Linked DNA regions of Homo sapiens: all the other regions are linked to region 1. The links are chromatin contacts, found by Hi-C or POLR2A ChIA-PET in ENCODE. All regions are on one chromosome and are shown on one strand. Each heading gives the region's core, a stretch centred on a gene start or an enhancer-like site at or near the end of the contact. The rest is flanking DNA. Distances are from core to core; before and after follow the strand shown. Region 1 holds the start of ATP9B (ATPase phospholipid transporting 9B (putative)). Region 2 overlaps ATP9B (ATPase phospholipid transporting 9B (putative)). Region 3 overlaps NFATC1 (nuclear factor of activated T cells 1). Region 4 overlaps NFATC1 (nuclear factor of activated T cells 1). Region 5 overlaps NFATC1 (nuclear factor of activated T cells 1). Region 6 holds the start of NFATC1 (nuclear factor of activated T cells 1).

Region 1 (4,172 bases), core at 288-2,787:
TTGAATGTGGGTGAGAGATGGTGTGAACAGTGTCAGCGGCTGAGAGTGAGGTAGAGAAATAATGGGTGAGGCCATTGTCAATTAGGAGGCCATTGGCGTCTTTTGAAAGTAGTTAGTGTCTGTGGAGTGGCATGTATTCAGGTTACATGAAAAGCAGCTGAGAAGCAAACTGGCAATCAGAGTGGCAGCAACAAATTAAGAATATTCATATTCATAAAGACCATTTTTTATAATGAAAAAGTAATACATGCAGATGGGGGAAGATCACCTGAACCTTGAGAGGTGGAAGATGTAGTGAGCCGTGATCAAAACATTACACTCCAGCCTGGGTAACAGAGACCCCATCTCCAAAAAACAGAAAAGAAAAGCATTTATAAGTTCATGTTGAACAGTGTTTCAAACACATAGACAAAATTTATATGTCATGAAAATGGAATATCAGAAAAACATTGTTTAAAAAAACACAAAGTGAGTAAACCATTAATACGTGAGGTGAGCGGTGCATCAGCTTGCCGGCTTCCAGCTGCAGCGGGTGATGGAGGTGGAAGGGAGCTGTCCTCGGGACAGGAAATGAAACAAACCCAACCAAAGCCGTGTATTCGTTTATTCAATATCGTTTTGCTTTCTTGTGTAGACTGAGGGTGTAAACCTCGTTTCTGACAGTCGCCTATAGGACTTTTCAGCAGGCTGTGGGCCTAGAGGTGGGGGATGTGGAATCAAGCTAAAGACCCAGAACCAGAGAAAGAAGGAAGCAGCAGTGAGGAAGCAGGACAAGAACATCTCGGAAATTCAGCCCGGCGCGGTGGGCGCGCCTGCAGTCGCGGCGCTTTGGGGGCCCGGGCCACGTAGCACGACCCTGCCTGTGAACGCACAGACACCAGCGGTTCCAAGGGCGCGGGCAGGAAGCGGGCACCGAAGGCAGGCTGGAGAAGCGCGGGGCGGAAGCAAGAAGCCGCGCGGCGAGGAGGGCGCGTGGGGCCCCACACAGCCATGGGGCGCGCGTACTACTGGCAGCGCAGGCTCTGGACCGCTAAGGAGGCCGCGCGCGCCCACGCGTGTCCCCGGCAGAGCTTCCAGGAGACGGCTGCGAGGCCCTTCCACCCGCGGACCAGAGCGCGCCGGGTCGAACCACGACCCACGTGCAGGCCCTCGCGCGCTACCGGAAGGCCAGCCTGTGGCGCACGCGCGCCCCGCCCCGCCGATCGGTGACGTCATCGGGCCCGTCACGAGGCGGGGGCGGGGCCTCGGAACGCGACGCCCCCCGTCCCAGCTTTAGCCACTCGTGACGTCATTGCCCGGACTCCACTGCCTCCTGCGCCGCGCTTTTGCCACCCTGGGCACGTCATCGTGCGCCGACGCCAAACGAGGGCGGGGCCTAGGGACGCCACACCTTCCGCGCCGCCGCTCGTTACGTCATCGGACCTCGCCGCTTGGCGGAGGCGGGGAAGGCCCGCAGGCGGCGCCTCAGCCGGGGTTGGCGCTGAGGGGAGAGGGCGGGGAAAAGGTGGCGAATTGAGGGGAAAGTGGGAGGGGCGGGAAAGGGGCGGTCGGAACATGGCGGACCAGATCCCGCTTTACCCGGTGCGTAGCGCAGCGGCGGCCGCAGCCAACCGCAAACGCGCGGCCTACTACAGCGCCGCGGGGCCCAGGCCGGGAGCCGACCGGCACAGCAGGTAACCGAGGCGGCACTGGCCCCGTTCCCCGCCGACGCTCCCCGGGGCCCCCAGCCCACCGCAGGAACCCGGAGCCGGGCGGGTCTGGGGTCGCTACCGGCGCGCCCCATCTGTTCGCTGGGAGCCGGGAGTCCTTGGCGTTCTGAGCGCGCCGCAGCTGTGGCGTCCGCCGGTGGTGAGGGCCGCGGGCAGCTGCCGGGGCGAGCGGCTGCATCCCCGGGACGCCTGGGCCGAGCGTAGGAGCCAGAACGGGAGCAGAGAACCGCGGTCCAGTGTTGAGGGGTGGCTGCTCTCCTAAAGTAAACGGGGATCAAAAGTGCTAACTTCTCGGATACTTCAGAGTCTCCGAAACTTGTTCTTGTAGCCCTGTGAATTGTGAAGGTGACGGATGTAACTTTTAATTGCTTTGTTAAAAACACACTTCTTATTGAAATGACTTCTCTTCGACATTTCGATATCTTTGCTAGGCACACTTTTTGTTTAAACATATATATACAAAGTGCTTTTTGTCGACAAGTAATTTTGCTTTTACGAAAGGGAAATGGGGTATTGAGAACGGTTAACTTGTTTAGTGGGGTCACAGGTTAGCAGTAGAATTAGTGTACAGACCTTTCATACTCGAGATTGCATTTAGCTCATATTTAACATTTCTCATTCAAAGAAAAGAAAATTTTAAAAAGTGTTGCTTCTTATAGTTTTTGAAGTTTTATTCCAGAGGAATTGTCGAAAACATAATTTCACTCAATATGTAGTTGCTTCAGAATTTGAGTTTTTGAATAATTTTTGTTTTCGGCCATTTGAGAGACTAACATATAGCTCAAAGTACATACTGGAATGTTATAACGCTGATTTGAGTGTTTACCCACTAGCGATTTACTCTCGGGTAACTTATTTAAACTCAAGCCATGGTTTCCTCATCTGTAAAATGCTGGATAATATTTTTTCTTACGGGATTATTGGAGATTACAGTAGAACATGTGTAAGGTGCCCTTTTTTCAGTGCTTGGTTGGAAGTGGGTTCTGGTGTTACCTATAACAGTAATTGTGTTAGTAAATCTGTTTAATTTTAGGAGTTCTTTAGTTGGAAATGTGCCACCTGTTTCAAAATAGGTTTCCATCACAGATTGAATCCATTTTTGCCTCATGTACTTTGAAGCACTGTCATGTGGTGCACGCACATTCAAGATTTTTTGTCATCTCGGTGGATTGTTCCTTTCATTGTTAATGTTCCTCTGTCTCTGGTAATTTTCTTTGCTCTAAAATCTTTATTAGATATTGATGTCGCCATTTATGCTTTTTTTTGGATTAATGTTTGCATGGTATTAGCTTTCAACTTACCTATGTTGAATTTGAAGTGAGTTTCTTGTTGGATCTTATATTTTTTATCAACTATGCCATTCTCTTTTGATTGGCATATTTACACCATTTACATTTACGATAATTACTGATATGTTAGAATATAAGTGTGCCATTTATTATCTGTGTTCTGTTTCTTCTGATTCTCATTCTGATTCCTGTTTCTTTTTTTTTTTTTTTTTGCCACTTTTTGGGTTACTTGGACACTTTTTTGGTATCCCTATAGTGTGTTTGAGATTAGGTGTTGGTATAGTTTTTACAGTGCTTGCTCTGGGTATTACAATATACAAATGTGACTTATCACCATGGTGTATTGCTGTATTTCACCACTTCCAGTCAAGTGTGGAAACCCTTCTTTCACTTAGGTCCTCACTTTAAGTATCATGTCCTGGGTATCAGATGGTGTTACAGTTTTTGTGTCAGTCATCAAATATGGTTTATAAAACTCATGATGATAAAGATAGTGTATTGCATATACCACATACGCATATTTCCCCTTTTTCTATTGTTCTTCCTTTTTTTTTTTTTTGAGACAGGGTCTCACTCTGTTCTCCTGGCTGGAGTTAGTGATGCGATCGTAGCTCATTACAGCTTTGATCTGTTGGGCCCAGGCAATCCACCCATGTAGCTGGGACTATAGGCACATACCACCATGCCTGGCTAATTAAAAAAAATTTTTTTTGAAGAGACAGCATCTTGCTATATTGCCCAACTGGTCTCAAGTGATCCTCCTGTGTCATCCTCCCAGAGTGTTAGGATTAAGGCGTGAGCCATGGCTGCTAGCCTGCCATTCTTTTCTTAGCACTTGAAAAATCTTGTGCTGCTTCCTTCTTGTGTCCATGGTTTCTGATTAGGATGCTGCTGTCACTCAGATTGATGTTCCCCTGTAGATAATGTGTCATTTCTCTCTGGCTGCTTTCAAGTTTTTACTTTGTCTTTAGTTTTCAGAAGTTTAATTATGATGTGTCTTATCATGGATTTCTTTGGATTTCATGTTTGGTTTTGTTTTTTTTTTTTTTTTTGGTTTTCGAATAAATTTAGGGAGTTTTTAGCCATTATTTCTTCAACTACTCTTTGTTGTTGTTGAAATAATGGAGAGTTGCTCCCACTCTCTTCTCTCCATTTGGATTTCCAGTGTTAAGAA
Region 2 (3,900 bases), core at 597-3,096, 260 kb after region 1:
GTGCTGACCAGGTACCCAACAAATTGCACTGGCCCTTACATGCAGGGTTGATTAATAAGAGTAAAGGCTCTTTTCCCTTAAATATGGAAACGAGTTGTCTCACTTCAGAATGTTGCTTATAGAAAAATAGTAATTCTATACCATTAAGTCTTCTTAATTGCTGGTCTAATATGTAACATTTTGCTGTCCCTGAATTTATAAATAGTTAACTATATGGTCTTATTTGTTTAAATGAAATTTGTATTTCTAGATGATAAATTCGGGCTGAGGAGAAATTCCAACATTGTACATAGTCATTCCTCCTTCAGAAAGCAGGTTTTGAAGTGTGTTCAGCAGCTGGGGCTGTGGAGTAAACCAGTGGGGCTGGAGAGCCATGTGGGGAAGATGAAGGCCGTGGCCGAAGACAGACCCGGTCCCTGCTGGAAAAGGGAGCCCACAACCCCTGAGCCCCTCTCCCAGGTTCTGGGGAGGAGGGACCCCAGATGCCGGAGGACACAGGTCGTTTGTGTGACGCATTCTTTCCTCCCCAGTCTAGAGCAGGACTAGCTGGTACTCTCCCTGGAAATAGAAAATGGTGCCTCAGATCACTTCTGCCCTCTGGGATGCAGATGAAGAACTTGAGTTGAGAAAAGGTGTCTGACTCTCCCATCTCTTATGCCTTTTCTGTAGAAGTGCACGTCGGATTTTGTAACTGAAATGACTGCAAATGTAGGATAGTAGTTACAGTTTCTCTCTCAATACTGCTTTTCCAGAATCATTCTATTCCATATATCATAAGCTCACTTTACTTTGTAAACTTCTTAAAATATGAGAAATTTGTAAAAGGTAAATGCTGATAGATTGAGTACGCACCATTTGAAACTGTATAAATATGTGTGTGTGTTTATTATCCTAAAACAGTTGGCCTGTTTGTCTATTTAATTCCTTAACTAGAGCCTAAAAAATGTTTGGGAAGTCACCTGAGGTCACATGACAGGGAAGGAGCGGGGGCTTTTGCACTGCAGGCCTCTCAAAAGCATGCCTGTGGGGCGAGGTCAGTGGCAGTGGCACCTGGGCAGCCCTGAAAAGGAGGGACAGGTGCCTGTCACCTCCACGCAGCACCGGTGACACCATCGCGATCCCTGGCTTTGCTCCCGGCACTCCCCACTTGCACGCAGCATCTCCAGAGCCAGAAGAGACATGGCGTTAGGCTGTTTTCCATTATCTCTGCACACTCCATTCCTTCACATGGTGTTAGGGTGTCATCTCTGTACCCTCCGTCCCCTCACATGGTGTTAGGGTGTCATCTCTGTACCCTCCCTCCCCTCACATGGTGTTAGGGTGTCATCTCTGTACCCTCCCTCCCCTCACATGGTGTTAGGGTGTCATCTCTGTACCCTCCCTCCCGTCATATAGTGTTAGGGTGTCACCTCTGTACCCTCCCTCCCCTCACATGGTGTTAGGGTGTCACCTCTGTACCCTCCCTCCCCTCACATGGTGTTAGGGTGTCACCTCTGTACCCTCCCTCCCCTCACATGGTGTTAGGGTGTCATCTCTGTACCCTCCCTCCCCTCACATGGTGTTAGGGTGTCATCTCTGTACCCTCCCTCCCCTCACATGGTGTTAGGGTGTCATCTCTGTACCCTCCCTCCCCTCACATGGTGTTAGGGTGTCATCTCTGTACCCTCCCTCCCCTCACATGGTGTTAGGGTGTCATCTCTGTACCCTTCCTCCCCTCACATGGTGTTAGGGTGTCATCTCTGTACCCTCCCTCCCCTCACATGGTGTTAGGGTGTCATCTCTGTACCCTCCCTCCCCTCACATGGTGTTAGGGTGTCATCCCTGCACACTCCTTCCCCTCACATGGTGTTAGGGTGTCATCTCTATACCCTCCCTCCCCTCACATGGTGTTAGTGTGTCATCTCTGCACACTCTCTCCCTGCACATGGTGTTAAGTGTCATCTCTGTACCCTCCCTCCCTGAGCTCACATGGTGTTCGGTTTCATCTCTGCACACTCCGTCCCCACACAGTGCCCTGCTGTGTCAAGTTCAAAGCATGAAAAAGAAAGGAAGCAGCTCTTCACACCCAGACACTGGAAAATCATGCTAGAGGTATTCTGTGGTCAGACGTGTGGGGAATTGCTTAGAAAATCTGATTTTAAAGGTAGTTCCTGGTCTGCCCACGAGTGCATGTCTGGAGGGCTCCTGTGAGAAAGCTGAGGGTAGAGCCCTGGCATCCTCCTGGTGGCCTCCCTGTGCTGACTGTCCACTGTGCTGACTGTCCACTGTGTGCCCTCACACCTCATTTCTCGAATCCTTGCTGCAGCTCTGAGTGGTGCCTCGGCACGGCCATTCTGTAGACAAGGACCCTGGGGTTGCAGAGGTGCAGCCATTTGCCCAGGGTTCGGTCCTAACCTGAGCAGCTGGCCACAGAGCCAGAGCTCTTGAGAACTTTGCTACAGTCTCTCTAAGAGTGTGAACTCATCCTCACAGGAATGTTCAGAAGGCCCTAAGATTGATTTAATATCCTGTGCACTAGACAACATTTAAAATGTTCCTGAAGTGACTTGAGTTCTTAGAACCTAAGATTTTAAAACTGTTTGGCTGAGAGTGAGGTGGAGGTTAAAACTGAAGGCAAGGACGTGCTCATCGGAAGAGGTGGGTGAGAATGAGGTTGTGGTTTAAGAAGAGGACTCACCCAGGCTGTGAGGGGCTTCAGCACTGTGGGTGGCGGCAGGCCTGCAGAACAGAGAGGAGACCCTGAGGGAAGCAGCTGTGTTACTGGGCTGTGCTGCAGTGGTGTGGGACGTTGCAGAGAGCGTGCTCTCCATGGTTAGTGTGCTCCCCATGGTTAGCGTGTTCTCCGTGGTTAGCGTGCTCTCCGTGGTTAGTGTGCTCTCTCCATGGTTAGCGTGCTCTCCGTGGTTAGCGTGCTCTCCGTGGTTAGCGTGCTCTCCGTGGTTAGCGTGCTCTCCGTGGTTAACGTGCCCTCCGTGGTTAGCGTGCCCTCCCTGGTTAGTGTGCCCTCCCTGGTTAGCATGCTCTCCGTGTTTAGCGTGCTCTCCGTGGTTAGCGTGCTCTCCGTGGTTAGTGTGCTCTCTCCATGGTTAGCGTGCTCGCCGTGGTTAGCGTGCTCTCCGTGGTTAGCGTGCTCTCTGTGGTTAACGTGCTCTCCGTGGTTAGCGTGCTCTCCGTGGTTAGCGTGTTCTCCGTGGTTAGTGTGTTCTCCGTGGTTAGCGTGCTCTCCATGGTTAGCGTGCTCTCCATGGATAGTGTGCTCTCCGTGGTTAGCGTGCTCTCCGTGGGTAGCGTGCTCTCTCTGGTTAGCGTGCTCTCCGTGGTTAGCGTGCTCTCCGTGGTTAGCGTGCTCTCTCTGGTTAGCGTGCTCTCCGTGGTTAGCGTGCTCTCCGTGGTTAGCGTGCTCTCCGTGGTTAGCGTGCTCTCTCTGGTTAGCGTGCTCTCCGTGGTTAGCGTGCTCTCTGTGGTTAGCGTGCTCTCTGTGGTTAGCGTGCTCTCCGTGGATAGCGTGCTCTCTGTGGTTAGCGTGCTCTCCGTGGTTAGTGTGCTCTCTGTGGTTAGTGTGTTCTCCGTGGTTAGCATGTTCCCCATGGTTAGTGTGCCTTTAGCTGCATAATAGGATTGGCATACCCTATTTATCTGATTAATGTCTGGTAGGGAGGTTGCTTTTAAAGACAGACTTTTATCAGAAAATAATACTTTTTGTCATAAAATACTATTCACAAATTATTAACTGTAAAAATTGCTCTTCCACTTGTGATTGTTAAATTTTAATAAGTCAATAAATAATTATCAATAAGAATACATTCTATTTCTGAGTACCTGCCATATGCCAGAGAATCACTCATGTTATTTTGGCCTCAAAGCAATTTGGAAGGCCATTTTTCCACATGACAGAAGAGG
Region 3 (4,256 bases), core at 1,168-3,667, 460 kb after region 1:
CTCAGTCCTCCCCACGTCCCACCGTCGTTACCCCTCAGTCCTCCCCACGTCCCACCGTTGTTACCCCTCAGGCCTCCCCACGTCCCACCGTCGTTACCCCTCAGTCCTCCCCACGTCCCACCGTCGTTACCTCTCAGGCCTCCCTCCTGTCCCTGTCGCTGTTACCCTTCAGGGTCCACTCATGGCTTCATTATTTCTTTGTAGTGTCCCCACCTTTCCCCTGTGTTGATCATTTAGGCCTCTTTCGTCCCCACAATCACTATTCTGACTGGAGTCCTTTCTTTTGGAGCTCCGCTGGCCAGGGTTGGATGAGGACCTGAGCCCAGTCTCTTCATGCATTGGGCAGCCTCCCTTCCCCCACAGGTGGGGCCTGTTCTGAGCTACCTGAACCCCCACCGTGTCTTCCTCCTGGGCAGGTGGCTCCTCCTGCCTCTTTGCAGACGTCTTTTGTAGCAAGGCTGAACCAGCGCAGTGGGAAAGGAGTTAACTGGTCTCGAATTCTGGGGCATCCCTGTCTCGTGCCACAGATGCCAAGCACAGCAGGGCACGGAGCTCCTGGGGGCCGCTGCACTCAGCAGCACAGTGGGCGGGAGGCCGCTGAGCAACCAGCAGCCTAGGGCATTTGGGTGGGGACGTGCGACCCCCACACAGAACAGAGCCGTCTTTCTCTCTGCGTTGTGCCGAGGCCCCGCAGCGCCGCCCGAGTGTCACGGAAAGTGCCTCTGGTGAGGAGCTGCCGTGCGCACTCTGGGACAAGTCAGGTCCTGCGTGCCAGTCCGGGAGCAGCCTGCGAGCACCTGGGCCCTGTCGTTATCCTCCTTAGTGTTTGTGAAGAGTCACACGGAGGGGCGGGAGCCCGGGCTCCTTCTGGTGCCTTCCACACTGGGGGCGGAGCCCTCTGCAGAGAGCCTGGCTCTGCGTCCTGTGGCTGAGTGCCAGGTCCCGTCTTGGGCAGGGCCCAGGATCAGCGTGGCTCTGAGCAGGGCCTGCGGGGAGCCCACGCGTGCCTGTGTCTTTACAGAGGCTGAGCTCCCACACGGGACAGAGTCGGGACCTTCTGTGGGCGCCATGTCAGGAGGTGCTGCTGGCGGGGCCGGGCATGTGGGGCACCTTTGCTTGCCTGGGTCTCTGGCCCCGCAGAGCCTTGGGCGAGCCAGCCTCGGGTGTGTGTTTGCAGCCAGGGTTCCTCCTGGAGCTCAGTGCCAGTGTGTCCTGTTATCAGTTCCCATGACACAATTCCTGGTTCTCCATCTGTGTTTTATTATTGTTATTCTTAAAAATAGTCGGGGGTTGTTGAAAGGGAATTTGGGGAAGGGAGTGGGGTGATGAAATGCACACTACTAATTGCTCCAGGAAGCCGCCCTGAGACAGGCCGGGGCCTTTGCAGAAACACGTGGGGCTTATCTGGGCTCTGGGCGCTCCAGCCCATGGCAGAGGGAAGCCCGGGCAGTTCCGTGACGTCAGCGCACGCCCCACCAGAACCTGGGAGGGAGATGGGACGTGGCGACAGTGCTGGTGGCACATCCCCTATCTCAGCGCCCATCAGGGCGGCCACAGCAGGAGGTGGGTGGGGCGGGGATGCATGCAGCTCACAAAGGCCCTAACAGTGCCGCTCGTTTCCTCTGCGTCTGCCAGAAGTCACAGGTGACGGGGAACGTCACTGGCCTGTGGGGGACTCAGGGACTCTGCCATCCAAAGGGAAATAAAAATCAGGAAGAGCCTGAGAGGGAGGCTCAGGCGACACTGGTGCTGACACCACAGAAGTGCTGGTGTGGACCTGTGGGTCGCTTGGTTCGTGGAGAGACAGCCACAGCATCTTCCCAGCATCGCGGCCGGCACCTGGCACCTGCACTTTGGCCGTCAGAGACGTGCTGGTACCGTGCTACGGACGAGGGCGGTCACTCTGGCGACCCCAGCTCTCTGCCGAGGCAGCCAGGCACTGGCTCACGACACTCATGGACCAGGGTGGGACCGAGGAGGAAATGTGGGTTCCTGGGGAGATGCCTTGTCACAGGCGTGAGCGTCACTGATGGAGAAGCAGGGCTGGGGGCGTTGCTTTGATGTTTATGGTATTTCTCTAATACTTTCTCAATTTTTCTTTTCTTACAGTAAATGAAATAATACGAAATGACCTCTCCAGCACGAGCACCCACTCCTAGTTGCCACATTGGAGCACTCAGTTCAGCAGGGGTATGCTGACTTCAGCAGACAAAGACTTTTGAATAAATAAACTGAACTCACACCTGGTACCACTCAGAACCTCCAACTGACTGAATGCCAGGAGCTGAACATTAATATGTGCAAAGATTGGCTCTCCAACAAGAAGGAAAGCAGGGAGGAAGGGAGACCACTGTGTCACCTGGAGGAGAAGTCATCTCATGACAACAGAAGGGAGGTGGCCGGGCTGAGCACGGGAGACCCACCGTGCAGGGGCCTTTCATGGGAACGGCCCACACGCAGTTTGACCCCACGCCCAGCCCTTCTGGCACCCCTGGGGTTCAATACTGGAAGTGCCTTATTTAACCAGACCATCAGGGCATCATAGAATTGAGCATTGAATTTGCTACTGTAGGAGTATTTTTAGGAGCAGAAACTGCAAACACATTTCATTGTGAGGTTTTACCCTCTGTATGAATGAAGAGAACGCTGGAAGGCTGCGAGAGGACTCTAGTATGAGTCTCCAACATTTGGAACGTTTCCTGGGCTGTCACGTACACTCCTGCTGCCTTACACAGTGCATTTTAGAATCTTCCAGTCTGTCATCTCAGCTCTTTTGTAACATGCTTCCCTTGTCTGCGCGGTTGAAACCGTAGGCTTGTTCATAGTCGCATGCTCGCATCTTTGTTTTTAATCTGGCTTCGAACATAGCACAAGTAACTTGAATAGCACATCAATAGGTTACTGGACAAAAGCAGAAAAACCTGTTACAGGATAGCCTGCATTTGCATGTGTGTACATATCTAGGCATCTATTTATGTATAAATAATAACAGAGCCGACGTGTCCTCGCCCAGGAGGGCTTCCCTGTCAGCAATAACCGGCATCCGTTTTGGAACCTGCGTCTGGGGCTCCAGTCGCTGCTCTTGCTGGCGTCCATCGCCGCCTCGGACGGCCGTGCATTTTCTCGTCTCACGCAGTTCGAGGAGGACCCTAGAAAGCCAGGAGCTGTGATTGACAGTAGCTGTAGGTTACCAGACGGCAACATTAGAAAGTGATTGTAAATAACATGCAACCTAAGTGTAATATATTTGTTCAGTTATAAGATGATTGTTTCACAGAAGCCTTACCACTCTCTGCTTCATCTAAGAAAACCAATACCAAAAACGCCACTTTAATGCTCAGCCCTGCGTTGTGTGTTTTCAGATGAGTTACTGTTAACAGGTAGGTTTGTGTAGGCCTTGCTGGGCACTCTGTACAATTAGTTGCTTATTACGTATGATTACTCACAGCGATCTATTGTTCCATATAACCAAAAAGCATGGTTTATTCATTGAAACACGGTTGACCTGAACTCGTGCCTTAGGAATTAATGCCCCCTTATGGAACCTGCCTGAATTGCACCTGCGGGTGGAGGCTCCGGCTGTGAAGTCACTGAACAGAACGTCGCTGATGGAGAAAGGGCTCCCGCAGAAGGAACGGCCTGTACCGTGCGCTCCGGCACAATCGCGTCTCTTGTGTCTCACTCACGGAAAGAAACAACCTGAAGGCCATCCCGTCGGTCTGCACGTAACCGTGAAGACGTGTGGCCGCGTCCCACCTGCGGCTGGGTACCCTGCACCCGGCACTGTAGGAGTCACGTGCAGCCTTTCTCAGGGGACTGTCATTGAAAAGGAAACGTTTGATGTCTGTGTCAGCTGTCTTTGTAGTTAGGAAATAGATCCAATAAAGCCGTATTTTTTTGCTGGACAGGCGTAGTCTGCGAGTGGTTCATGATACGCGTGGAAGATGCCGCTTTGTTCTCAGAGTGTGTTTTCAGTGGCGTGTACTTGGATCGTCTGTGAAATGAACCTCGTGTTGGGAAGGCTGTGTAGACGCGGCCATTCGCCGTTGGAAGGGCATCTTGCCAGTAGAGCTGTTCCCTTTCTTCTATGTTTAGGTAAAAACCTGCCGTAGAAATTTGCGAGACGCCGGATAGTTCCCAGGCCCTGTAACTGAAGCAGCTCAGAAATGTTCATCCGGGCGAGGTGGAGAAGGAACTCCTGCTAGTGCCAAATGTTTTTGCTCAGAGGAATATCCTGGGTGAGGCTCTGGCCACAC
Region 4 (4,175 bases), core at 1,050-3,549, 390 kb after region 1:
GAAGGCAAGGAGGGCAGCGCCCGGGGAAGAGACACCTGCCCGTGTCTTCCTCATGCCCTGAGGATGGCTCAGTGGCCCAGATGGTCCAGGACCCCTAGAATTGAGTGATGACCCCACAGTTCTCATCAAGCCGCATTCTGGATAGCGCTAGGGGCGACTCTCAGACTCCCCCTGCCTGGGCCCCGCTGGTGTGGGGAGGCCACGCGTCACGTCAGTCCCCACTGCAGGAGGAGGGGCCGGGCTTCTGGCTCCCCTCCCTCCTCTCCCTTCTCAGGCCTTTTGGGATCATACACGACAAAGTCACCCATGGTCATGTTGGCTAGTTTCTTTTTTATATCAGCTTTATCGAAATATGATCTATACACCATTTAATTCACTCAAAGTGTATAATTCGGTGGGTTTTGGTGGCTTCACATAATTATGCGGCCACCACCAATTTCAGAACATTTTCTTGTCCCCAGAAAGAAACCCTTGCCCATGAGTGGCCACCCCTGCTCTCCCTTCCCCCACCCCGGCTCCGACAACCCCAATGCCCCCTCGCCGTGGCCTCGCCTGGTCTGGCTGCTCCCTGCTGGCCTGCTGGGGAACCCCATCCTGCCGGCTGTGGTGCCTGGCAGCTTCTGTGGAGCGTGGCATCCTCCATGTTCCCTCGTTGGTGTGGGTCAGGGCGTAGGGTCCTCAGGTCCCCTCGTTGGCACAGGTCGGGACGTGGGGTCTTTCTGTGGCTGAGGGAAGCCCACCGTGTGGCTGCCCACACCTGTCTGTCGATGGCACTAGGCCACGTCCACCCTGTGGAGATGATCGTGGAAAAGCCGCCATGAACCTCAGTGCGTGAGTCCTGTGTGGACGCCTGCCTGTCTCCTGAGCACATGCCTCGGTGTGAAAGGGCTGTGGGTCACAGGGTGGCTCCGTGTGAGGCCCTGCAGGCAGATGTGCAGCAGGGCTGGGTGGCTGTTTCCCCTCCAGAATCTCCTCTGGGAGCCAGGCTGGGACAGACTCCTGGGGGAGAGCCGGGGATGGATGAGACGCCCCAGGGACGCTCGCTTCTGGGCATGAGGATGCTGTGGGGTGCACGGCACGAGGACGCCGCGGGGAGCAGGGCACGAGGATGCTTTGGGGAGCAGGGCAGGAGACGCCGTGGGGAGCAGGGCTCGAGGGCACCGTGGGACCCAGGGACGCTGCTGCTTCCACCAGCGGCCCTCGTGGCTTTCTTTGTGGAAACAGTGGCTCAGCATCAGCACCGGCGTGGGGGTGGCCCGGCTCCGGGCGGCGGGTCCTGGCCGGTCTGGGAGGCTCCTGGGCCCGCAGGCCTGCCTGTGTGGAAACCTCGCGGGTGTGGCAGGGAAGCCTCCCGATGACTCAGACTGCAGGGAATTCCCTAATGATCTGGAATATTTTTACTCCTGCACTCGGGCAGTTTCCTACTAAGGACTCGGAGCTCTGATAAGGCTGAACACAAAGGCCCTTTCAGGACCGGCTGCCTTCCTTCCTGCCAGGGGCTGAGTTTTGAACAGCACGGGGGCCGGCGCTGCCCGTCCGGGCCTCCACGGAGCTGGGAGCCGCCATGGCGATGCTCTTGCCGGCGGGACGCGGCCCTGCGTCTCCTTTCCTGAGATGCGAGGTTATTTCCATCTTTCAGCAGTCTCGGCGCTTTGTCTTGTTCTGGAAGCAATTGCTAGATAGACATTTCTGGCCGTGAATACTATTGCTTTTGAAAGACAATTACTTTATGATCCTTAAGCAGAAACAGAAAGCCTGCCCTCACCCTCACCCTGGTCGACCTGAAACGGCCACAGACGTCGGACACCACGGGGAGAGGCCCCACCTCCAAGAGGGAAGGCCACAGGCGCTGGCTCAGCCGGGGTCTTTGAGGAAGGCAGGGATGTTTGTCGGTTCCCCGCACTTTTAGGGGAAGTCTAAGCGTATCTGCTCCCACCTGCGCAGGAATTGCAGGGTGCGGGTGCTCCCAGGTGTGCGGTGGAGGCTGCTCCATGGCAGCTGCTGAGCTGGGCCTGGCTGGCCACGCAGACGTGGCTCCCCTTGGGGCCGCTCCGGCAAGGATGGTTCCCCACAGGCCCACGAGGCACGGGTGGGAAAAGACGCCTCCATGCCGTCGTTCCATTTGCTTTTCATGGACTCACCGCTGCGGGGCAGCCACCTGGAGGAGGCCGCGGGGGAGACGGCTGGAGTCCCTCTTGCTTCTCGGGACATAAAGAGAGGAGCAGGCTGTGTTGGCCTCGGCTGCAAAAATGGCGTCCCCTCGGGGTGTCATTAAACGCGACATCCTGGCCCCGTGTGCGCCTCAGTGTCCCTCCTGCTCAGCACAGTCACTGAACCTCCCTCCCCTTGCCAGTGCCAAAGGCCTCCACAGCGTCAGGGAAGTTCCTAGGGAAGCTGAAGTTGTGACTCTGAGCTTCCTGGGCTGGGCGGGAAGCAAACTATAGCCTGTTGCGCCCGGGAGCTTCAGAGGACCACAGCCTTTTGTGGGGTGTGGACGGGGCCTCACCCCAAAGATGGACTTTGTCATAAGAAAAGTTCAAAAGTCATTTTCAAAAGGTGCCAAACAACCAGAAGACTTAGTTACACACAGAGTGATTTGGATTTTTATGAAGTGGGGGTGGAGGGGCTTCTGAGTGGTGCATCTGGGCTGGGGGCTTCTGGGAATCCTGTGGCATCAGCACCTGTGCTGGAGTGAAAACGCCTCTTTCTTCCCAGCTCCTGAGCTTTCCAGGGCCTGGAGGACTTGCTGCTTCATGAAACTCAGATGGCTTCAAGCGCAACTGAGTGTACTTTTTAGTTTCCTGTAATTTTTTTCCTAGAGGAGAGAGGGATGCCAGGCTCTATCGAGTGGGTTCATCTGGTGGGTAATTTGCGTGGGGACCTCGGGCCTCCCGGGCTGGCATGGCCAGGGCTTGGCTGGGCGGCTCTGGGGTCCTGTGTGACTCACATTTCCTCTCCACCCTCCACCCAGGCAGCAGCCCGGCACTGTAACAGAGAAAAAGGAGATTTTGTCTGATTTATCAGTAATTGAGGGTTTGTAACAGACACACATTTTCTTCTTTGGAGACAGAGCATAAGGATAAACTTAAGTGTGTATACCTGTAACTGTTCATTTTGGGAACAGACTTTATTTTGGAGAAGATAAAAGGCAGGAAGAGACTCTGTAGGAGATTGACATCTGTTAATTTGAGATAATTGCCCCAAACTCAGCCCATCTGAGGGGCCAGGCCGTGCACACACCCAGGCTGTGGTGGGGCCGCCTTGTCCGTGTGCGCCTGGAGCCCCCACTCTGCCAGGCCTGGAGCAGAGAGCACAACGCGTCCTTTCACTACACCTCTGGGAGCCTTTTTATTTTTTAAAAACATGCAAATGGCCACTGGGGAAATGCCAAAAATACCTCGTGTTTTGCATTTCTGTCTCCTGATGGGCAAGAAGTTGTCAGAGGAAGGCTCTTCTCATTTACCCAGTGGTTCCTTTGCACACAGGCAGGGCCAGCGGCCAGGCCCTCATCCACCAGAGTAGACCCCAGCACGAGCAGGCGTCGCACCCTGGCGTGGAGCCCCCGGCCCCCCGTCACTACTCTCACACCTCCTGCATCCCTGGGAGGCTGGGCTGGGAACTGCAGAGCCGGGTCCCAGGTCCACGCACAGACGCCCTGCACACGCTCTGCTGATGGGGTACCTGCTCCCCCTCACACCTGCTCTCCCTGGAGAGGACGAGGGCATAGAGACCCTCCCGTGACCTGTCCTGAGGCTGTGAGAGGCCAGCAGATGCAGGGCCAGGACGGATTCCTGAGGATGCCCCTGCCCTGTAGTCCCTCCTACGCCGGGCTGGGGTCAGAACAAGCCCTGAGCCGCGTGTCCTCAGCTTCTCCAGGCTCCCAGGGCAACTTTGGTGTCGAGCTCGGGGCCCTGCCAGGGCACGTGGCTCCTGAGGTGCTGCCCTCGACAAAGCCCTGGGATGGGCCTACGTGGGTCTCCTGGGACAAGGCGCCCTCCTGGCTCAGGGCCCTGGGTCTGGATCACGTGGGGGTGTCTGGGGAGGGGGCTCCCCACCACACAGAGTCACAGACGTTTCCTGCTCCTTTCTTCCAGATGGCCACCATGTCTGGGAGATGGAAGCGAAAACTGACCGGGACCTGTGCAAGCCGGTGAGTGCCTTTGGCGCAGCTGGAG
Region 5 (4,324 bases), core at 93-2,592, 440 kb after region 1:
AGAGGCAGGAGACCGCTTTGTGGGAAGAGGTGGTGGACGAGCCCCTTGGGTGATGGAAGTGTTCTGACACCTGCAGTGATGGTGGCACAACTGGGCACCTTTACCAAAAATCACTGAATTTTGTGCCCTTCTCAAGGGTGCATTACCTGTGTGAAACGTGCCTCCGTAGAATGCTGTGTGTTTAGGGAGGGGCTGGGAGACCCTAGCAATGCCACGTGCTTTTTACTTTTCTTCAACTGAGTTTTGAGCATTTTGTTAATGCAAGAAAAAGGACTCCTTATAAAGAGCGGTTCGCCGTGGGGTCTGAGCCTGTGGCGTGGTTTCAGTTGCCTCCTCAGCCGCAGTGTGGAGAGGAACAGTGGTCTCGGCCGAGCAGCGGCTGTGGGCACCTGCGTGTCAGCCCCTCCCTCCGTGGACAGATGCTCCTGAGCTTCCCCAGCAAAGACACTGGGACTGTGCGCCTTGTCCCCCCATCTTCCCACCTCCGGTGACCAGGCCTCTCCCAGGGACCCTCTGTGCTGGCCCGGCACCTGCTCTGATATGCCCTCCCCAGGGGTGTGGGTCCGTCTGCCCTCCACACAGCCCTTGGAGCCTCTCTTCACAGGGCCTGAGAGCTGAGTGTGGTTTCATAACGTGGTTCATTGGCCTCTGAAGATGCTCAGTGCTGGGGGAATTGGGCTTGAAGCCATCACGTCCAACACACGGTCCCTGGACCATGTCCTGTAGGGAGTGTTAGGAGGAGTCTAGCTCTATTTTTAAATGACAGTGTTCATGACAGAATTTCTCGTAGGGAATAAAAATGTGTGTGCTTCCCAGTTACTTATTGTGTTGCTTAATTAAGAAATCTCTTTAGAAACACAGACGGGAGCATGAACTTCTCAGCCACTTCCTGCCTGGCTTCTGGGTGGTTCTGTGTTGCATTACTGGAGGTCTGGGTGTGGAATTTTGAGAATCTCTTGATCCTTTTCAGTTTAATTCTGAAACAGGGTTCTTCCTTCCTTCCAGATTACAGTGTGGACACTCACACACAGTAAGGGACAAAGAAAGTGTATCCCCTTCCAAAGATCCGCCCACCAGGCCCCGGACCCATAATCAAAGCCTGATACTGGGACAATGGACCCAGCGGCCGGGCCAGCCCTCCCCTAGTTATCACCCCAGAGCTGTGGCTGGGCTCTCTTTGTTCCGAAACGGAGCTGATGGAGCAGGACGCTGTCGCCAGGCACTGCGGGGAGGGGGTTATCAGCCCCTGGCCCGCGTCCCACCCCAGAGGTGAAGTCTTCGCCCCAGACAGGCCCTATCAGGCCCTCCCAGCTGCTGTTATTTTAGATATGGCAGGAAGTAGGGCCTGGAAACCGCACGGCTCCCAGCCCTTGGCAGCAGCTCAGTTCCCGAGGCTGCACTCAGAGCTGGTGGCAGGGAGGGAGAAGGCACAGCAGCCTGGACTGCGGGTTAGAGGGCTGTGCCGGGGCCGGTGGAGCCATGCGAGCGGCCGCGTAAATCAGGCAGGCGTGGCCGGCAGGCTGTGGCTCCCCACAGACATGGGGCTGACGGTGTGCAGCGCTGGCTGGCGCAGCCTCTGCCAAGGGAGCCCCTGCCCTCCGGGGCAGCACCATGAAGACCTCACCCCTCAAGTGGATGGGTTTGCAGTTCAGCCCAGTGTCTGTTCAGCTGGCACCGATGGGCCCAGATGTCCTCCCTGGCAGTGTCTCAGCAGGCGCACAGACGAGCCCTGGGCCAGGGGACAAATGTGTGGGTTCCTGACGCACGTCCCCCGGAGCCCTAGAAAGGACACCAGGCTTCTGCACCCCCACCCGTGATGTGTTGCAAGAAGCCTCACGAGTCAGTAAAGAAAAACCTTCTCCCTCGCCCTCTGAAATAGTAAACGTTAGTGAGCGCATTCGCATCCGCAGTGCTTTTACGTGAGAAGTTAGGTTTTGGGAGCTTTCGGAGGAGCTGGCTGTGGAGGGAAACACGTCCGTCACGTGGCCACCGTCCCGCGGGAAGCTGGGGGCCGTCGCTCTGGCCGGGCTCCCCGCAGCCGCAGTCGCCGCGTCAGGCGGAGGATCCCTGTTATGTACTTTCCCTTTTCCACAGTAGCTGCTGCCAGCGGGCTGTAAACTACCGTATATCACTCAGATTTAAGAACCCAAACTTTAAAACAAATTAAACTCTTGTTGACATTGTAATAAAAATCAGAATGGAACTGAACAGCTCAGTAAAAGTGAACTTCAATTATTTTTGTGGATTTCAGATTGTTTTCTGGGATTCCCAGACTCCCAGTGCAGCTGAGTTATTTCCTCTTGGCAGAAGGCTGGAGAAAAAAGGTGGAGGGAGGGAGGGACGGACGGACGGAGGGCGCCTGGTGGGAGGAAGCCTGGTCACCTGGCTGGAGGGAGGGATGGACGGACAGAGGGTGCCGGGCAGGAGGAAGCGTCGTCACCTGGCAGTTCGCTCGGCCTGACCAGCAGCCACAGGGCAGCGGCGTGCGTGTGAGGGTTGGGTGAGGGGGCGCATGGGCAGGTGTTTTTTATGTGTTTTAATTTAAGAAAAGAGCTCAGAAATGTTTGTCAGAGCCTATCTGTTAATTAGGTGTTTATGCTGGATTAAAAGAAAAATTGAAAGCACTAGTCTGACTGCCCCTCAAAAATGTGCTCGAAGGCTCATAAACGCACGGAGGGTCTGAACTCCCTCCCCTCTCTCTCGGTCTTTCTCTGTATCTCTATCCCTCTCTCTGTCTCTGTCTCTCGGTCTGTCTCTTTCTCAGTCTGTCTCTCTGTCTCCCTTCCTCCCTGTCTCTGCCTCTTTGTCTCCCTCCGTCTCTGAATCTCTGTCCCTCTCTCCATCCATCTCTCTCCGTCTCCCTCCCTTCCTCGCTCTGTTTCTCTGTCCCTCTCTCCATCTCTCCGTCCATCTCTCTCTCTCTCCATCTCCCTCCGTGTGTCTCTGTCTCTCTTATCTCTCTCCCTCTGTCTCTGCCTCTCTGTCTCTCTCTCCGTCCCTCCCTCCCTCCCTTTCTCTCTCATGGCGGCCTTTTCTTTTGTTGCTGTGTTCACTGTGATGTCTGGTTCTTTTCAGCTCCTTTTCTCTGCTGGAGTGGACAGGGTTGTCGGTCTCCACTGCCGTGCCAGGTGTCTGTGCTTCTTGCAGTGTCCTGTACGGAGAAAGCGGAGAACTAGAGCATTGGAGAGACCCGCATGGAAGGAAACGCCATTGCTGGGCAGTGTTGCAGCCTCCGCAGAGGTGTGTGGGCTCCGGGGAGAGGGACGTGCTGGCCCCTGTGCAGTGGCGTGGCCCGTGTCCTTTCCCCGCCGTCCACTTCCTGTTCCCCTTTTCTGCACCTGTCTCTAGCTGCCTTCAAGGCGGAGCTTTGGCACCCACATATGCAGATGTCCACCGCGCCTGCCGGACGCCAGCTCTCCACCAGCCGGAACTCACCGCCACCCACCCTGGGCTGCCAGCTCAGCTGGGGCCCAGCCACTCCCCCAGGTCCCCCTTCACTGTAGGAGGAGCTGGGCCTGGGATGTGGACAGTGGGCGGCGAGGGGGTTGGCCATGCAGAGGGCGTGGGAGGAGAGGAGAGCACGCAGATGCCGGCCCGGTGATGTTTCCTCAGACGCCCGCGCAGTGCCATGCCGTGGGCCTCACATGCAATGCTCCCCTGCCTAGAGGGGCACCCCTGCTCCCAGGAGGGTCTCAAAGAGACCTGGGTTTCTTTTAAGCAGTTTTGACCACTTTGATTAGGTCAGTGATCTCCATTAGATCTGGACCTGCTAAAGTTACAGAAGGTTCTGGAAGGTGCCGGCACAGTCTGAGCTGAACACCCATGACACCTGAGCAGGAGGCTGTGACAACTGTCAGCTCACGGACCAGGGAGGGAACGCGAAGCTGGGGAGCTCTGAGCTCCAATCCCAGCTTCTGCTCCTGCTCAGAAAGCCCTCCCACTTTCTCTGGGCTGACCTCACCTCGGTGTTTGGAAATGGACCAAGACTTATCGGAAAGTGTCCTCGGCGCCAGGTACCACACTGAGCTCACAGGCTGCTTCCATTTAAAGTTAACCACTCTTGGTGCAGCCATAAAGCCTCGTTGATCTTTGGTCCTTTATTGTGAACAGACATCTCGAAAGAGCCTGTGTCTCCACGGTCAATCTTTCTTCTGAAGACATATTTTAAGGCTTCTTCAGAAACCAAATTTAGGAAAACAGAAGAAATTAGTGCTTAGTTTTCCAGATAACTCATAGCCCCCCCCAAGGAGGAAATTCAGACAGGACAGCGAGCAGGTTCCCGGGCCGTCACTTCAGGGTCACCTGATGGGAGCCGCAGCCGTGG
Region 6 (4,119 bases), core at 811-3,310, 330 kb after region 1:
CCGCGCTCTGGGCCGCCGCCTCCGGAACTCCCTGCGCCTGGCGCGCGGCCACCGTGGTCCCGGCAACGGCATTAAACAGAGGGAAACAGACCCGGGATTCCGTCACCCGGGCGGGGGGATAAGGACGGCTTTGAGAGCAGACAGGAAAAGGGAGCTTTTCTGCATGGGGTGAAAAAATTATTTATTGAAGGAGGAGGAGGCGGCAGCGGAGGAAGGGGAGGGGCGGGAGGAGGAGGAAGAGCCGGCCGCCCCCGCCCCGGCCCCGGCTCCTCAGGAGCCAAGGGCAGCCTCGCCAGGTCGGTCCCGGGCTCGAGGACCGCGGCTGGGGTCGAGGGGCTCAGTCTCCCACGTGACCGGCTGGGCGCGCCCCGCCAGACCCGGCCTCGGGATTCCCTCCTCCCGGCGAGTCTCCGCCCGCCCCGTCCTGGAGGTGGGGAGAAGGAGGGCGGGGCGGGGGGGACGGAAACTCTCCCCGCCAAATCCTGGCCCCAGGCCTGGGGACACTCGCGGCGGGAAGATTTGGAGGGGAGGGGAGGGGGAGGGGCGTGGGGGCGCGGCCTCGCTGGAGTCCCCCTGACCCCCCGACCCCCGCCCACCGGCCTGGGCGTCCTCCCGCGGCCCCTCCTCCCCTCCCGGCGCCCGGTGCTCTGGGGCGCGTGCCACGCCTGGCTCGGCGCCGTAGGGGCCCCCGCAGGTAGAGACCCCTGGAAATGGCCTCGACGCCGCAGGAGCGAGGCGGCCACCACCCCGCTAATCCGGGCACGTCTCTCCAGGCCGAGGCCTGCGGTGGAAAAGCCGGGGTTCCATTTGTGCTGAGTCGGGGCGGCCGAATGGAGCCAGGCCTCGGGACGCGGGACGGACGGGCTCTGGCCGCGCACCTTCGCGGGCTCTGCAGCGCCCGACCGCCTCCCCCGGCAGGGAGGAGGCGCTTGTGGGGGGCACCCACGGGGCACAGTGATCCCTGGGGGTCTGCGGACCTCCTGGGCCCCGCAGCAGACACGAGTTTAGCCTTTGGGTTTAGTTTAAATCACATAAGGGTGTCGTGCAATCGATTTATGGTTTCTACACACCAGACACTTTAACCTCCAACCCCCCCCATCCAAAGCCAACAAGAAAATGCGGTGCCGTGTTGGCAGCTGAGCTGCGCCCGAAGAGACGCAGGGAGACGTAAGAGAGGAAAGTGTGAGTGGCCGGGGGGCCTCCCCCCGTCAGAAGTCGCGCAGTCGCGCCCATAAAACGCCCCCTCCGGGCGGCTAGGGCAGGTGAGCGCGTCCCCGGGCCTCCCCACGCCGGCCCCTGCCACAGGCCGTCTAGGTCGAGCAGATATTTACAGAATAAAAATGACAATAACTCGACGTCCCGGGACGGCCACGCAATCTGTTAGTAATTTAGCGGGATGGGAATTTCCTTTCTAGGGCCTGCCAGTGAAGCGCTTTTCCAAATTTCCACAGCGGGGGAAGCCTGCGATTTTACATAATGACTTCAGCATGCCGGGCTTTCTCGACACCCCTCCCCGGCCCCCGGCCCCCGCCCCCCGCCCCTTTTCCAGCAGGGCCGGGCTCCCTCCGGACACCCGCGTGGACTCAGGCGTCCCGTCTGGCCCGTTCGCCCCCGTTTCCCCCGCCAGCCCCAGCGCCCCCCTGCCCGGCCCCCGGATTCCCCGTTCCCGCCCCTACGCCCCCATCCCCTCCCCGTGCGCCCCTCCCCGTGCGCCCCCCTCCCCGTGCGCCCCCCCTCCCCGTGCGCCCCCCTCCCCGTGCGCCCCCCCTCCCCGGGCGCCCCCCTCCCCGGGCGCCCCCCCTCCCCGTGCGCCCCCCCCTCCCCGTGCGCCCCCCCTCCCCGTGCGCGCCCCGCCTCTTGCGCCCCTGCCCCCAGGCGAGCGGCTGCCGCGGCGCGGGGAGGGGCGGGCGCTCGGCGACTCGTCCCCGGGGCCCCGCGCGGGCCCGGGCAGCAGGGGCGTGATGTCACGGCAGGGAGGGGGCGCGGGAGCCGCCGGGCCGGCGGGGAGGCGGGGGAGGTGTTTTCCAGCTTTAAAAAGGCAGGAGGCAGAGCGCGGCCCTGCGTCAGAGCGAGACTCAGAGGCTCCGAACTCGCCGGCGGAGTCGCCGCGCCAGATCCCAGCAGCAGGGCGCGGGCACCGGGGCGCGGGCAGGGCTCGGAGCCACCGCGCAGGTCCTAGGGCCGCGGCCGGGCCCCGCCACGCGCGCACACGCCCCTCGATGACTTTCCTCCGGGGCGCGCGGCGCTGAGCCCGGGGCGAGGGCTGTCTTCCCGGAGACCCGACCCCGGCAGCGCGGGGCGGCCGCTTCTCCTGTGCCTCCGCCCGCCGCTCCACTCCCCGCCGCCGCCGCGCGGATGCCAAGCACCAGCTTTCCAGTCCCTTCCAAGTTTCCACTTGGCCCTGCGGCTGCGGTCTTCGGGAGAGGAGAAACTTTGGGGCCCGCGCCGCGCGCCGGCGGCACCATGAAGTCAGCGGAGGAAGGTAAGCCCCGCGCGGCCTCCGCCCCCGGACCCCTGCGCCCCCCACGGCCCGGGCCGCGCCCCCCGACCCCGCCCCCGTCGCCCGCACGGAGGGGTCCGGGCCAGAGAACGAGGTCGGCCGGGTCTGTGCGCCCAGGGAGGGGCGCGGCGCGGACCGGGAACGGCGTCCCCCAGCTCCCAGCAGCCCGGTTCCGAGCGCGCCTTCTGCCAATAGGTGTCTCCTCTGCCCCAGCGCTGAGGGCGCGAGGCGAGGCCGCCGCGGGTCCCGCCGAGGAAGCGGCTCGCAGGCCGGCGATTTGGGGACGGGCGAGGCTGGGCCGTCAGGACCACAGAGGGCACGTGGGAGGGAGGAAGGGAGGCTTCCTTGGGAGTGAAGGATGCCCCGTGTCTTCCTGAGCGAGGCAGAGCCACCCTCTGGCGCCAAGATCGCGGTTTGGGGGTTCTGCGCCCCCCACCCCCACCCCGAGCTCGTGGCGGCGTCTCCCTCGCGCCGCGCCCCTGAATTCCCCAGGGCCGAGCCCGTCACGCCGGCTCCTGGACCTGCAGGACCAAAAGATCCAAAGCGCGGCCGCAGCACAGCCCCGAATTTAAGCCATTTTGAAATCCTATAGGCAGGAGTTCCAGCCAGAGAAGATGTTTCAGGCAAGTTTGAAAAGGAACCGCCAAGTTTCGAGCTGCTTCTTTATAGTGAAAAAAAGATGGCACAGTGTGGGTCCCTGAAACCCGGTGTGGGGGGCGCTGAGACCCCCCTGCGGCGCATCTCACATTCCAGTCCCCCACCTTAGCCCGTCCCCGGCACACACCCCTGGCGATGCCGGGTGGGCTCCTGCAAGTGGCTTTGAAAATACCCTTGCAGAGGTGTGAGCATACGAGTTAGGGATTAGGGATTGCAATGCTAATGGAAATTGGAAGACGCTTTTCCAAATTCCTTACCAGCTCTGAAATATTTTATATAATTTATTTAAAGAGCGCCAGCACACCTGCCAACATATGTACTTCATAAGGGCAGACGTCCTTCCGAGCGCTGCCGCTTCCTGCGCGACCCTGATAACTGCGGGGCTTGCTTGAGAACCGGGCTCCCCCAGCTCTGGAAAACTCGCTGGTCTTAGCAGAGCTGAGCACAGGGCCGTGAGCTCCACGGAGGGGGGTCCGTGTGGTCGGTGCCCTGACGCTTCACGGGACGGGAGGTAGACACCACTTCATCCCAATGTTAGAAAATGTTGACATGTTTAAACCATGTCCCGTGTCAGTGTTTTACACAATGTGCTCTTGCTAGTAGCAGAGTTTAAAAAATTTTTTTTTGTTGGAGTTTCGGTTTTAAATCCTGGGACACTTACGCCGCAGTGTTCATTATCACTCCCTTTAGAAAGGCAGGTCTTTCCAAGTTCAGATCTCTGTACCTGAAGAGCCGGTGGCCGACCTGTAGTAAGGAGCCCCTTTCTTTTACGCAAGGAAAAAACACGACGGGGCAGTGGCTAGTTTTCGTGTTTCCTACTGAAGAAAATAAGCTCGAAAAGGTCCCTGCTGCAAGGCAGTGCGCCGGGCAGCGACGCCCGACCGACATGGGTGTATTTTATGAGGGCTGCAGAACTGGGCCAGCCGGAAAGTGTGATCTAGTCCTTGATACACACAGGCCGG

What was found. A loop is a pair of places that touch in the nucleus more often than their neighbours do. ChIA-PET counts read pairs that join two places held with the same protein, here RNA polymerase II (POLR2A). Pooled maps may share reads with other maps.
Region 2: a map of natural killer cell shows a loop between it and region 1 (5-fold over the local background). The contact joins the enhancer-like site here to the promoter of ATP9B in region 1. A Hi-C loop is called at or near these places in 1 of 168 maps with a recorded cell type or tissue (natural killer cell) and 1 of 50 pooled maps. POLR2A ChIA-PET finds 5 or more read pairs at or near these places in 1 of 52 experiments (activated CD4-positive, alpha-beta T cell).
Region 3: a loop to region 1 is called in a map with no recorded cell type, with 11 times the contacts of the local background. The contact joins the enhancer-like site here to the promoter of ATP9B in region 1. A Hi-C loop is called at or near these places in 6 of 168 maps with a recorded cell type or tissue (CD4-positive, alpha-beta memory T cell, CD8-positive, alpha-beta T cell, naive thymus-derived CD4-positive, alpha-beta T cell and 1 more), 13 of 37 single-sample maps with no recorded cell type and 19 of 50 pooled maps. POLR2A ChIA-PET finds 5 or more read pairs at or near these places in 3 of 52 experiments (CD4-positive, alpha-beta T cell, CD8-positive, alpha-beta T cell and activated naive CD4-positive, alpha-beta T cell).
Region 4: a loop to region 1 is called in a pooled map, with 10 times the contacts of the local background. The contact joins the enhancer-like site here to the promoter of ATP9B in region 1. A Hi-C loop is called at or near these places in 6 of 37 single-sample maps with no recorded cell type and 5 of 50 pooled maps.
Region 5: a loop to region 1 is called in a map of heart left ventricle, with 9 times the contacts of the local background. The contact joins the enhancer-like site here to the promoter of ATP9B in region 1. A Hi-C loop is called at or near these places in 3 of 168 maps with a recorded cell type or tissue (ascending aorta, heart left ventricle and sigmoid colon), 1 of 37 single-sample maps with no recorded cell type and 8 of 50 pooled maps. POLR2A ChIA-PET finds 5 or more read pairs at or near these places in 2 of 52 experiments (CD4-positive, alpha-beta T cell and activated naive CD4-positive, alpha-beta T cell).
Region 6: a loop to region 1 is called in a map of gastrocnemius medialis, with 14 times the contacts of the local background. The contact joins the promoter of NFATC1 here to the promoter of ATP9B in region 1. A Hi-C loop is called at or near these places in 10 of 168 maps with a recorded cell type or tissue (CD4-positive, alpha-beta T cell, CD4-positive, alpha-beta memory T cell, CD8-positive, alpha-beta T cell and 6 more), 4 of 37 single-sample maps with no recorded cell type and 24 of 50 pooled maps. POLR2A ChIA-PET finds 5 or more read pairs at or near these places in 2 of 52 experiments (GM12878 and activated CD4-positive, alpha-beta T cell).

Annotation. Positions count from the first base shown.
Region 1 is chr18:79,067,857-79,072,028 of GRCh38, forward strand. ATP9B (ATPase phospholipid transporting 9B (putative)) reads left to right here and starts at 1,538. Exons shown (of 30, transcript NM_198531.5): 1 at 1,538-1,673. The coding sequence starts at 1,555.
Region 2 is chr18:79,324,630-79,328,529 of GRCh38, forward strand. The region is part of intron 15 of ATP9B (ATPase phospholipid transporting 9B (putative)); the gene reads left to right. Among named protein-coding and RNA genes, the nearest start is that of NFATC1, 69 kb to the right of the region's middle. Within about 2 kb of position 1,847, at least 2 of the 41 ENCODE cell types and tissues checked have a DNase peak (open chromatin) inside an H3K27ac peak, as active enhancers do; they include natural killer cell, where a contact is called at or near this core.
Region 3 is chr18:79,525,419-79,529,674 of GRCh38, forward strand. It overlaps NFATC1 (nuclear factor of activated T cells 1), which reads left to right. Exons shown (of 10, transcript NM_001278669.2): 10 at 2,110-3,905. The coding sequence ends at 2,159. Among named protein-coding and RNA genes, the nearest start is that of NFATC1, 130 kb to the left of the region's middle. Within about 2 kb of position 2,418, at least 2 of the 41 ENCODE cell types and tissues checked have a DNase peak (open chromatin) inside an H3K27ac peak, as active enhancers do.
Region 4 is chr18:79,457,217-79,461,391 of GRCh38, forward strand. NFATC1 (nuclear factor of activated T cells 1) reads left to right here. Exons shown (of 10, transcript NM_001278669.2): 7 at 4,095-4,150. It overlaps LOC101927897 (a long non-coding RNA gene), which reads right to left. Exons shown (of 3, transcript XR_001753515.2): 3 at 311-4,175. Among named protein-coding and RNA genes, the nearest start is that of NFATC1, 63 kb to the left of the region's middle. RefSeq lists an enhancer at 3,181-3,540. Within about 2 kb of position 2,300, at least 21 of the 41 ENCODE cell types and tissues checked have a DNase peak (open chromatin) inside an H3K27ac peak, as active enhancers do.
Region 5 is chr18:79,505,894-79,510,217 of GRCh38, forward strand. The region is part of intron 9 of NFATC1 (nuclear factor of activated T cells 1); the gene reads left to right. Among named protein-coding and RNA genes, the nearest start is that of NFATC1, 110 kb to the left of the region's middle. RefSeq lists enhancers at 256-535, 3,344-3,433, 3,504-3,553. Within about 2 kb of position 1,343, at least 32 of the 41 ENCODE cell types and tissues checked have a DNase peak (open chromatin) inside an H3K27ac peak, as active enhancers do; they include CD4-positive, alpha-beta T cell, ascending aorta, heart left ventricle and 1 more, where a contact is called at or near this core.
Region 6 is chr18:79,393,870-79,397,988 of GRCh38, forward strand. NFATC1 (nuclear factor of activated T cells 1) reads left to right here and starts at 2,061. Exons shown (of 10, transcript NM_001278669.2): 1 at 2,061-2,482. The coding sequence starts at 2,356. RefSeq lists silencers at 182-471, 1,897-2,296, 2,657-2,756 and enhancers at 692-811, 2,453-3,000.